2 separate regions of the Homo sapiens genome follow, and region 2 is linked to region 1. A link is a loop called in an ENCODE intact Hi-C map of the cell type or tissue named here. Cell type or tissue: CD4-positive, alpha-beta T cell. All regions are shown on one strand. Links, peaks and the distances in the headings refer to the core of each region. The heading gives the core; the rest is flanking DNA.

Evidence for each region. Hi-C counts contacts between places; a loop is a spot of excess contacts. Peaks named below come from ENCODE experiments on the same cell type or tissue, not always from the same donor. Only the 100,000 strongest peaks of a DNase experiment are listed, where the experiment ranks them.
Region 2: it touches region 1 in a loop (3-fold over the local background); 11 of 110 quality-filtered maps call a loop at or near these places.

The regions. Positions count from the first base shown.
Region 1 is chr6:111,994,848-112,000,226 of GRCh38, forward strand. No RefSeq gene overlaps it. Among named protein-coding and RNA genes, the nearest start is that of CCN6, 57 kb to the right of the region's middle. In CD4-positive, alpha-beta T cell, for the core only: CTCF peaks have their summits at 2,488 and 2,691; DNase peaks (open chromatin) are centred at 1,625 and 2,434; H3K4me3 peaks cover 374 bases.
Region 2 is chr6:111,757,457-111,762,835 of GRCh38, forward strand. All of the region lies in intron 3 of FYN (FYN proto-oncogene, Src family tyrosine kinase), which reads right to left. Among named protein-coding and RNA genes, the nearest start is that of FYN, 110 kb to the right of the region's middle. In CD4-positive, alpha-beta T cell, for the core only: no CTCF peak of the experiment used is centred there; DNase peaks (open chromatin) are centred at 1,665, 2,575, 3,640 and 4,635; H3K4me3 peaks cover 3,130 bases; H3K27ac peaks cover 5,000 bases.

The sequences.
Region 1 (5,379 bases), core at 331-5,330:
CTTGCACACCAGTATGTACAGCAGCATTATTCACACTATGCAAAACGTGGAAACAACCTAAATGGCCACTGACAGATGAATGGATAAACAAAATGTAGTATATACAGACAATGGGCTATCACTCAGCCTTAAGAAGGAATGAAGTTCTGACATGCCACAACATGAATGAACCTTGAAAACATGATGCTAAGTGAAATAAATCAGACACCGAAGGACAAATATTGTATGACTCCGCTTTTATGAGGTACGTAGAATAGTCAAACTCACAGAGACAGAAAGCAGACTGGTGGTTGCCAAGAAGTGAGAAGAGGGGAAAATGGGGAATTAGTGCTTAACGGCTACAGAGTTCCAGTCTGGGATAATAAAAAAGTTCTGAAGATGGGTGGTGGTGATGGTTGCACAACATTGTGAATCTACTTAATGCCACTGAATTGTACACTTAAAAATGATGAAAATAGTAAATTTTATAATATATATATGTGTGTGTGTATATATATATATATATGTCTTAGTTTGGGCTGCTATAACAAAATACCTTAGAATGGGCATTTTATAAATGATAGAAATTTATTGCTCTCAGAACAGCCTCAGTTCTAGGGGCTGGGAAGTCCAGGATCAAGGCACCTACAGATCTGGTGTCTGATGAGGGCCTATTCCTCATAAACAATGCCTTTTATGTGTCCTCACATGGCAGAAGGACAACAAGCTCCCTCTGGCTTCTTTTATATGGGCACTAATCCCATTCATGAAGGCTCTGCCCTCATGACTGAGTCACCTCCCCAAATTAATGCCATCACATTGGAGGATCAGGTTTCAACATATGAATCTGGGGGAAGCACAAACATTCAGAACATAGCAGTATATTTTACCACAATATTAAAAAGGTGGGCTGGGCACAGTGGGTCACGCCGGTAATCCCAGCACTTTGGGAGGCTGGGGCAGGTGGATCACCTGAGGTCGGCAATTCAAGACCAGCCTGGGCAACATGGTGAAACACCCCTCTATTAAAAATACAAAAGTTAGGCCAGGCACGGTGGTGGGTGCCTGTAATCCCAGCTACTTGGGAGGCTGAGGTTGTACCTCCCAGGTTGAATCTGGGAGGCAAAGTTTGCACCTGGGAGGCAAAGGTTGCAGTGAGCTGAGATCGCACCACTGCCCTCCACCCTGGGCAAGAGAGAGAGACTCCTTCTAAATAAATAAATAAATAAATATGTACAGTCAGATTCCTTCCCTCTAAACTACACCTATGCCATGTCCCTCCTGCTATAACACTGTTAGAGGTTCCTTTCCTCTCATCCTACTCAGTGACAGCACCTCCGCCTGGGACCCAAGTGTAGGCTGCCTCTCGTAATAAGTTCTCGGCTGCTTTCATGTAATAAGCCTCCTCACAGAAGCCACGGTCGTGGCTGCATCCTGGCCCCTGCTAGGCTGTTGCAGCCTCTGCTCTCTTCCCATGTCGGGGGTTGTCAAAGCCACACTCTTTACCAATAAACCTTTTTTAGTTGACACCAGTGCTCTGGACCCTATCTTTTGGGAATTTTTCTAAGCCTTGCCGTCAGTGCCACAATCTTAATGTTGAATGAGACACTGCTTTGCACCGGTGTCTGCGTGTATGATGTCACTGCATCACCACTGCAATTCTACTTTGGGTCTAGAGTCAAGGGCAGAAGTGGAAATGCAGCAAACAATAAATACTTCGTGACTTGCCTCAAAATGATAATACCGCCGACTTTTATTTCAGCTCTGGCTTCCAGCTCGCCTTTGGGATTGGTCTGTGCTGAAAGCAATTTCCAAAGTTAGGACCAAAGAAGGAGCAGATGAATATAATTAGGAGAGGAAGAATAGGAGTCAGCCAAGCAGAGATCTGGTTCATTAATAATGGCCTTCGATTAGAATACTGCTTTTTGGGTGGCGTCTTTAGGATTCTCAGCATCAAGAGAGGCTGTAATTGCTTACAATGTTATCGGCCCTGTTGTCTTGTCATTTTATTTCTTAGCTGTTTTATATTCTGGGCGTAGAACCAGCTGGGAAGGATACAAGCCCAGTGGTGTCAGTGATAGCGGCTAACTGCAGGTATGGTCCATATTTAAGCCTGGGCTTTTATTCAAGTCCTTCATATTGTACACTCCTCAAACTGCTTAATGGAAGTGGGGGAAGAAGTGATATGGTTGGGGGGTCAGACAGGGAGGGGAAGGGAAGTGTTGAAACGTCATAAATTATGCAGTACTTAAAAAAATTCAAATTAATTTGAAGCACCTTTAATTATCTGCTTTATCCTCGTTTTATACTTTTGTCTGTGAAATAAAAAGCAACGTCCTCGCAGGCCGATGCGCTGTACCTGAACCGGGTGTGGCCAAACTGATCTTCCTGCCACCAAAGCCTGCAGGCTGTTCCCACTGCAGTGAAGACGTGCGGCGGTGAGCCTGCCTCTCCTGCCTGCGTTGGGAGGTGAGGTTCGGATGTGATCAACAGCGACCTCTAGCGTGAGCCTGAGACTTTGCATTTGGTTAAGCGTACAGAAGGAAAATAGCAGACATGGGAATTCTGATCAAATTTCCAACGAACAAAGGCGAGGTAACAAAAAACATTTCTCATTGTTTCCCCTGGTAGAGAAGCCCAGGACTGACAGCTGAGGATTTCACTTCATTGGTACCACTTACTCCCATCAGTGCTGGAGATGCTATTCCAAACATTGCCTTATTTCTTTTCCCTCAAACGGATCATTGGGATTGGTTTTAAAAAGCCCTTTCACTTGCCTTTAGGATTTCAACCAGAGAGTTCCCATAGGAAAGCATCAACTCTTTTACTGCAGGGTGTGTGTGTGTGTGTGTGTGTGTGGTTGAAATAGCGGACAGGAGAGTAGGAGAGAAGAGCAATGTCTCCGGGCGCTGTGAGGAGGTCAGGGGTTCCCGCTCACCCTTCTTCACTGACAGCCGCTCCCTAGAGGTGGCCAGCTCTCCATTTCTACCTGAGGCTGTCGACTATTGAAGATTTCCTTCCCCTGACCTTGGTGCGTTCACAGAGCAGCAATCAGCTCCAGGGGGTTCTTGCCCTCGCCCCTGCTTTCTGCTTCCGTCTTCTGCCCCTCCCACTCTTCTGAAGCCAGGTTCTGAGTCTCCAGGGTGATGTGCAGGCCAAGTGTGTGCACAGGCTGATGGCGCTCATTCCCAGCGAAGAATGGGGCCAGAGGATGACTTCCAAACTCTGTCAGGAGCCAGGAGCAGATTCTTTAGAGAAAGGCTAACATCGCAGTTCATGGCCCATGACTTTGCTGTTGGGGATGGGAATTTGTGGGATGTGTTTTGCAAGGGGTTTGGGGGGTTAGGGAATGAGGGAATATATTTTCCTGTAACTTCAACCAATTGAAGGCAGATAGATTTGCAGTACATATTTGCTGTAATAACTGGGTTTGGCCTGCCGTTGCCTTTTAACCAAGCTTCAACATAGAAATGCTCCATGTTTTGCTGTTGTGTTTTAAGCTATGAGCACATAATGGTGCTTGGGGCTTTCTCAATTTCACCTGTGCTTCCTCCTCCCAGTAGTATTAGATCAAGGACCCAAGCATTTGCTTAAAGGGCCTTAACTCTCAGGGCCTAATCCACGTGCCCTATCAATACACAAACTTACAGAGACATTTTCAGAGTTATGAAAATGTACACATCAGAAGCAAGAAGTATATTACATGTGAATACCCTTTATACAATTTCTATTAGACTTGTCCTAGTTTCTTTTAGCAACAACCATTGTCCCCACAAAGATTCTCTTCTTGACCAAACTAGCAGACTCCCCTGAGCCCTCTTCTCTACTGGGGCTCGACCTTGATCTATAAACACTTGAACAAACACTAACAAAGTATCAAAAAACTCAAAGCTGCACCCCTCAGATGACCCTAGCCCCCATAAAGCACCTGCCTGAGAGAACTCAAGGCTACTAAAAGAATTTACTGTTTGTTCCTGCCAACACCTAAAGACAGGGTCCCAGTCACCCAATCTCTGTAGTAGGGTAGGAATCTAATTTCAATAAGTGCCAATTAGCAAATCCAGGTGGGTTTCACGTGGATCAACACCTCCTTCTCACTTTTTGTAATTTTTCACTTCTCTGACTCTACTGAGCCTCTACTCCCTCAATCCCATTTTGAAATATCCAGCCACATCTGCAAATCAAGGATGAGTTCAGTTCACACTGGACTCTTTTCTCTATTGCAATTGTTATTAATGTTTAAAATAGGCCCTTTCCACTTTAGTGTCCAGTTTTGTCTCCCTTTGATAGTCCATTTAAAAATGGTCCACAATGGTTGAACACATATTGAGCACCGTTTACTACAATCAGTGCTGAAGAAGCAGAGAAGAATCAGACAGTGTCCAAAGTAGTCCTCAAGGATCCAGCCATAAACTCACCATTAAAAAAAAAAACCCGTAAATACCAACGTGGTTCCCATATAGGGCCCCTGAGCATAGAAAATCACAAAGACCTAATCCCTCATCCATGTGTGAAAGCCAATAAGTTACAGAGAGCACTGCAGGAGCCGCCCTTAGAGTTGACCATCAAAAGCCAGAGATTCACACTATATCCAGCCATGGAAACCATAGGAAGCTAACATGCTGTCCCTTGCCTGGAACACATGTTCTCCAGATATTTGCATGGCCTGCTCCGTCGTGTCCAGCATTCTTCTTCAATGTCAACTCCATGGTGAGGACTTTCCTGGCCATTCTATTTCCAGTACATCCAAAAGAACCAGGCACCTAGTAGGTGCTCAGTAAACATCAGTTCAGTGAGTGTCTATATTTAACATTGTTGACATCTCTTTCTGGAAATGCTGTCCTCTTCACAATCTTAGTTCTTTTCTCTAGCTCTTATGTTGTGGTTTCTTTGTTTTCCATACTCTTATTTTTCAAGGCTCAGGTTCTTAACACATACTTTTCTCTTTCTCCACTTTATTCATTGGGGATCATATGGATTCTCAGAGCTGTATGTCTCACATCTATGCTCCCTGCTAGTCTCATATTTCTAGCTGCCTGGTGGCCGTTTCCTTTGAGATGCCTTACTGTCACCTAAACTCCCAAATTGCTTTACCCATCGGAGTCACTATCCCTACCAGTGTCATGATTTCCCTTCTGCTCAGCTAAACTTCAAAACTTTCAAGTTCTTTTTATTCCTCTATTTATGTTTTTTTCCCCAGTAAACACCAAGTCCTACGGGTTCTTCCTTCAGAATGTATTAATTAAGGAAATATGTATTTATTGCAAAACACAATGCTAAATACCTAGGGAAGGTGTGGTATAAAGTTTCCTATTTTTCCCTCAGGGAGTTTGTAATCTAGGCTGAGAAGAAAACCATGTTCAGGAATTATAATTTAAGGCAGAAAATAATTAGTCTAAA
Region 2 (5,379 bases), core at 178-5,177, 240 kb before region 1:
ACTTTGAACTGTGGTGAATCACACTTATTCACTGGAAAGACACATAAGCAGGAAGTCCAGGCCTCTGCAAATCAAACTCTGCCTAAAAGGAAAAATATGGCTGATACCTTCTCTTCTACACAGCTTACAATAAAGTCAGCAGGAAGTGGCCCTCCAAAATGGCATCCCACATCAGGAAGGAGATGGATGCTATGAAGGGAGACATTGGTCAAGAGGTAGGCAAAGCTCTTAAGAAAGCTCTTGAATGCTTGGTTCTTCATTTACATGAAGATAATAGGGAGAGTTACTTCTGTTGAAATTTCACTACAACAAAACACAGGATGTCATTTAAATTCTAAGAACTTCTTGATCCAATTGCGTTCCCTGTACTCTTACTGTATATCCAGGTATGTCCATCGGCATGGGGGCCTGGTCAGCTCATGTTTTTAACAGTCTTAGAGAAGGAAACTATGGCACATACGATTTCTTTTTTCCACAGAGGGGTTGACTTATTACCATTTTTAATGAAGTGACAAAAAAAATGAGATAAAAGGGTAGAGAATGTTCTATATTCACGTGGATCTTGCTGGACAACTCACTCAATAAAAACATGGTTATCTGAAAACACTAGATTCTGATGTTGTTTTTAAAAATATGTTAAAAGCCTAACTCACTGGAAACATCAAAATAAGCAAAGATAGTAGACTGATTTTCTGTTTGATTAAATATAGTACATACCTATAATGGAATAGTATATAGCACTAAAATCATATTGCAACATAAATTTAGTGACTAAAAAATATTCACGGTGCACTGCTAAGTTAAAACAAAGTAGGATATAAAACATTAAGTCCAATTTGAAACCATGTTTTAAACATTCCTAAATTTGCACCGGGAAAGGACATTCAACAAAATACTAATGATGTGCGTGACTATCTCTGTGTGATGGGTTAATAGGTGACTTTTGTTTTGTTCTGTATCTTTAAGTACTTTACACTAGGGGTGTATATTAATGTGGACGTTATTTAAAAAAATCCACCATAATGAAAATGCCTAGAATTCACATCATATACATTTTTGGTGGTCACCAAAACATTCACAAACCAAGTATAGTTTCATGGCAGTGAAAATACCCAACAAAAGCCAAGTGTCCTGCTGATTGTTAGACTGGAGGACGACCTTTTCTCCTGAACTCCTGTTCTCCACTGGGCATTTGCCCTGGGGCATGGCTCAGTGCCCCCAGGAGACACTGAAATGGCTCAGTGCCATCCCAACAAGATGTTTCCTTCCTTTGGCTTACTCTCATACCATCAGCGGGGGACAGTGCAGACTGCAGCCCAGCATTTAGGACGGCAGGACAGGAATGAAAATTCTGGGCATGAACAAAGCTCCACTTACCACCTCCAGAACGCCGCTTCTCTGATTAGCAACTTTCTCCGATCTGAAGCGTGGCTTCCCAGCCTTCCACACCAGTGGCCTATATCTTTTCCACCAATCTCCCACTGCCCCTCACACACTCTCCAGCCAGGATGGAATGCACCTCCACATAACTGTCCATGCAGTTCCCACATCTTGTCCACCGGCCAGGCCCATGCGAGTCTTACCCTTCACGTAAGCCTCCCTTCTCAGCTCCTCAGACCTGCGCTGGTCTCCCCCTCTCTCAGCTCCTTGGCTTATACCCAACACTTGATCATTTGCAGGTGAGACAGTCACATTGTTTAACTGTTTCCTGTGCATGGCAGGGTCTGGTAAGGGTTGGGGCCAAGAATCTCTTTGATTCTTCCCATTGCCTTCTTCTGGCTTCTGGCACAGGTCTACAATATAGTAGGTTCTCAAAACCAGAACATAGATCTTTTAAGGTGGAGTGATTTCACTGGCACTTTTCCTGACAATGATTTTGTCAGCAATCTCTTCCTTCTGGTCTGCCTGTCTGCCTCTCTTTTTATGCTTGTCTCATCCTTAAGAGCAAAGAATGGCATTTTTCCTGCTCACTCTTCTCAGCTCATAAACAAATGGCTTCCTCTCTACTCCAGCCCTCGTGCAGTGGTGCTAACCGAACGGAGGCTGTCCACAACGGTGCTGGGTCCTCTCGCCTGCTCACTCCCAGGCACCCAGGCACTCGGTGCCCATTCTCATCAAGGACTGTGGATCTTTTGGTTCCCCCCCTAGGGGTTCTTGCCCTTCAGGACTTTGGTGGGCTATGTTCCACATTCATTTACTCACCCACTCATTCAGCACCTAGTTCCTTAGTGCCTTCTGTGTGCCAGGCACTGTTATGTAAACTCACTGTTGTATGTCTTGTCTCCCCACCTACATTGAAAGCTCCCCGACGGCAACGATTATCTGCTACGATTATTTAATTGTCACCAGAGAATCTAACACTGTGTTCAGAAAGTGAAAAATATTTACCTGACTGAAAGGAGAAGGAGAAAAGGAATAAAGCAGAAAGCTTCAGTTTTCATTCGATTATTCTCTCCGCTGTGGTTTGACTAGAGATGGCGTAAAAAGATAAGGCAAAACTTTGACTCTAGCAGACTGAGTACAGCCTTCATTTTTTTTTTTTTCTGGGCCTCTGTCCAGACCAAATGAGACAGTGACGTATGTGAAAACATTCTTTACGTTGCAGAATATTTTACAAATATGAAGTGTCATCATCATCACGATATGCGTCACCCATACCGTACTGTGAAAAGTTTGATTCCAAACAATAAGCAACCAAATCACCCCATTTTGCAAGCTCCTGCAACCAGCAGCATAATACAGCCAGAAAAAAAAGCTGACAGCCTGACAAAACCCAAATGGAAAATTAAAATGAGCAAGAACAGCCACACACCCAAAGAGAGAGCAAACCCGCACTGCTTGGAGGAGGAAATCCTCTAATTGCCTCCACACTCCTGCTCGCTTCCATCTGCTTGCATTTAAGGAAACCCAACTACTGGGCTCCTCGCAGCTGTAGAGAAAAAGATAGGCATCCTAAGTGCCTGGATGGCTGCAGCAGGCAGGGACCGACAAGAGGACAGAAGATCCACAGGCAAGGCTCAACAGCACATCTAAAAACAAATTTAATGTGTGTTATGCAAAATGGCAAACCAGCTCCCCTGGCTGTGAGGTCACATGAAATAATAACGGAACTCCTTCTCAGGAGAAAGGCAGCAGTGGCGTGTGTGGGCAGGAATGCTGCAGCGCGCTCCTCACACAAAGAAGCCCATGGGCCTCCCCTCAAGCTGGGAGTTGCACGGAGCCCAGGCTGCAATTAGGTTTCTTGTGGGGAAGTGACTGGAGACATAGGCACCCATGTTCCTCACTGTGGGGTAACTAAATCGCCTTTGGCAAAACTTCTTAAGTGCAATTATAGTTTTTAGAAATGCCAACCTTTTGATTCCAGTCTCACTTTGACCATTTCTCCCCTGCTCTTCCTATCTGAATCTCACCAGTCCCATTCTCCAGTCTGCCCTCGGCCTTCTCCCTTTCTGGACTGCTGACCACCTATGCTCAGGACCTTACTGTGCCTCCATAATCAGAGGGATCCCCTAAGGTGCAACCAAATTGTATAATTTAAAAAACTCCACATCTTGGAGAGCAGGCAGTTCATTGTGAGATGATGAAACTGTGGTGCAGAGATGCAAAGACACAAGATGTGTTCACATCACCAGCCAGTGGCAGGGACAGGGCCTGACAGCAGATATCTACAACTCAACATACATAATACAGAAAAAGGACACTAGCACTTGGTGGCACTTGTTACAAGCCAGAGACTAGGCAGGGAGCCTTCACATTCTTTATCTGAGTCCAAACCTGACATTAATCCTGTGAGCTGGACTAAGAAGTTAAGCCACTTTCCCAAAATCTTGCAGCCAGTAATGATGCCGATGAGATTCATTCCCAGGTCTGATTGCAAAGCCTGTTCTTCCTTCTAGCCTGTACTGCCAAAAGATTTCAGGGTGAAGGAAGCTGATGGAGTAGTTAACTCATGAGATGGGTTCCTCTTTGTGGCTGTATACCTGCTCGTGGTCTAGTGAAAGGAGAACAGTTAATGAATGGTATGAATGGCAGTGCACTGGAATTCTGGAAGATGAAGCTGGAAATCAGTAGGAAAGGTTGTTATTGAAAATGCCTTGGTTTCCTGGTGTGACCATAGTTTTATAATTTGTGGGGACCCTGGAAGATTCTAGAGAGGTGGGCTTTGTATCTCCAAGTGGCTCCCTCCTCCACAGCAGTCTAAAACCAGAAGGGCAGAGCCTTCCGGGGCGACAACCACTTGGCTTCAAGCACTGAAGGGTGGAGTGGATGCTGCCATGGCAGGCAAGCTTAGGAGGAAGAACAGTGGCTGCTGGGACCTCCAGGACGCTCTGCAGGGTTGTGAAAGGGGGCTGCTAGCTGCTTGCCCAGGGTCTCCTTGTACTTTTAGCAAAAAAAATGCTCTCGAGAATCCCCTGGACAGGCTATCTGCATCCAATCATCATTCCCAATGCTGAGACTGCTCAGCAATCCCTGGTCAGCTCACCGTCAAAGCAGGACCTGCATTACATCATGGAGGAGTGTGGGTGGCTCGATGTTTTTTATGTGAAGAAATTGGTTATGCCCTTCCGTGAGAAGGAACAGCTTCAACACGTAGGCTGTGTGTATGCAAAATGTTCCTTTGGGTAAATGGTAAAAAGAAATCATCATGGAATCCTATCTAAGTGGCTTGAACTGGAAAAAATAACTTGTTCATTTTATCTGGCTCTGGCTTTCCACGAGCAGCAGCGGTGAGGAAGCTTCCTGAGCTGTTGGCCACAGCTGGGGGCCACCCTGGGAGAGGCTTTGCTTCTGCATCTGGTTTTCTCAGTTCCCTAAGACCTCACCAGTTAATGCTCATTACTTATACCTCTAAGTAATGTCTATTTTATTGTAAACGATAATAAAATTCTAAGCCCCCCAAGTGACTAAGTGGACCCTCCTCTTGACCATGGGGATCCAAAGAAACCTGGAAAACTAGTTCAGGCCATGAAGGGAAGGTGGGGGTCAGATATGCCTTGTTATACCCTCCTCCCTTTGGAGTTCAGGCACAACTGGCTGGCATGAACATTAAAACAGAGACCCTAAGGCTGACAGAACAGACTCTTATAGCAATATGATACTAACTCCAACCTGACACTAGCATAACATCACATGACAGATAACAGGCCCTAAAAGGAAATCAAAGTATTTTACCCTAACATATATTTCCCTGATGTATTTTGAAATGGCCCTGCAAAGCTGTGTCTCTTGTGGGGGAAGTCTGCATGCAGGGGTGTCCAACCTTTTGTCTTCCCTGGGCCACACTGGAAGAACTGCCTTGGGCCACACATAAAATATACTAATGATAGGTGATGAGCTTAAAAAAAAAAAAAGTCCTTGCATAATTTTTGTGATATCTGC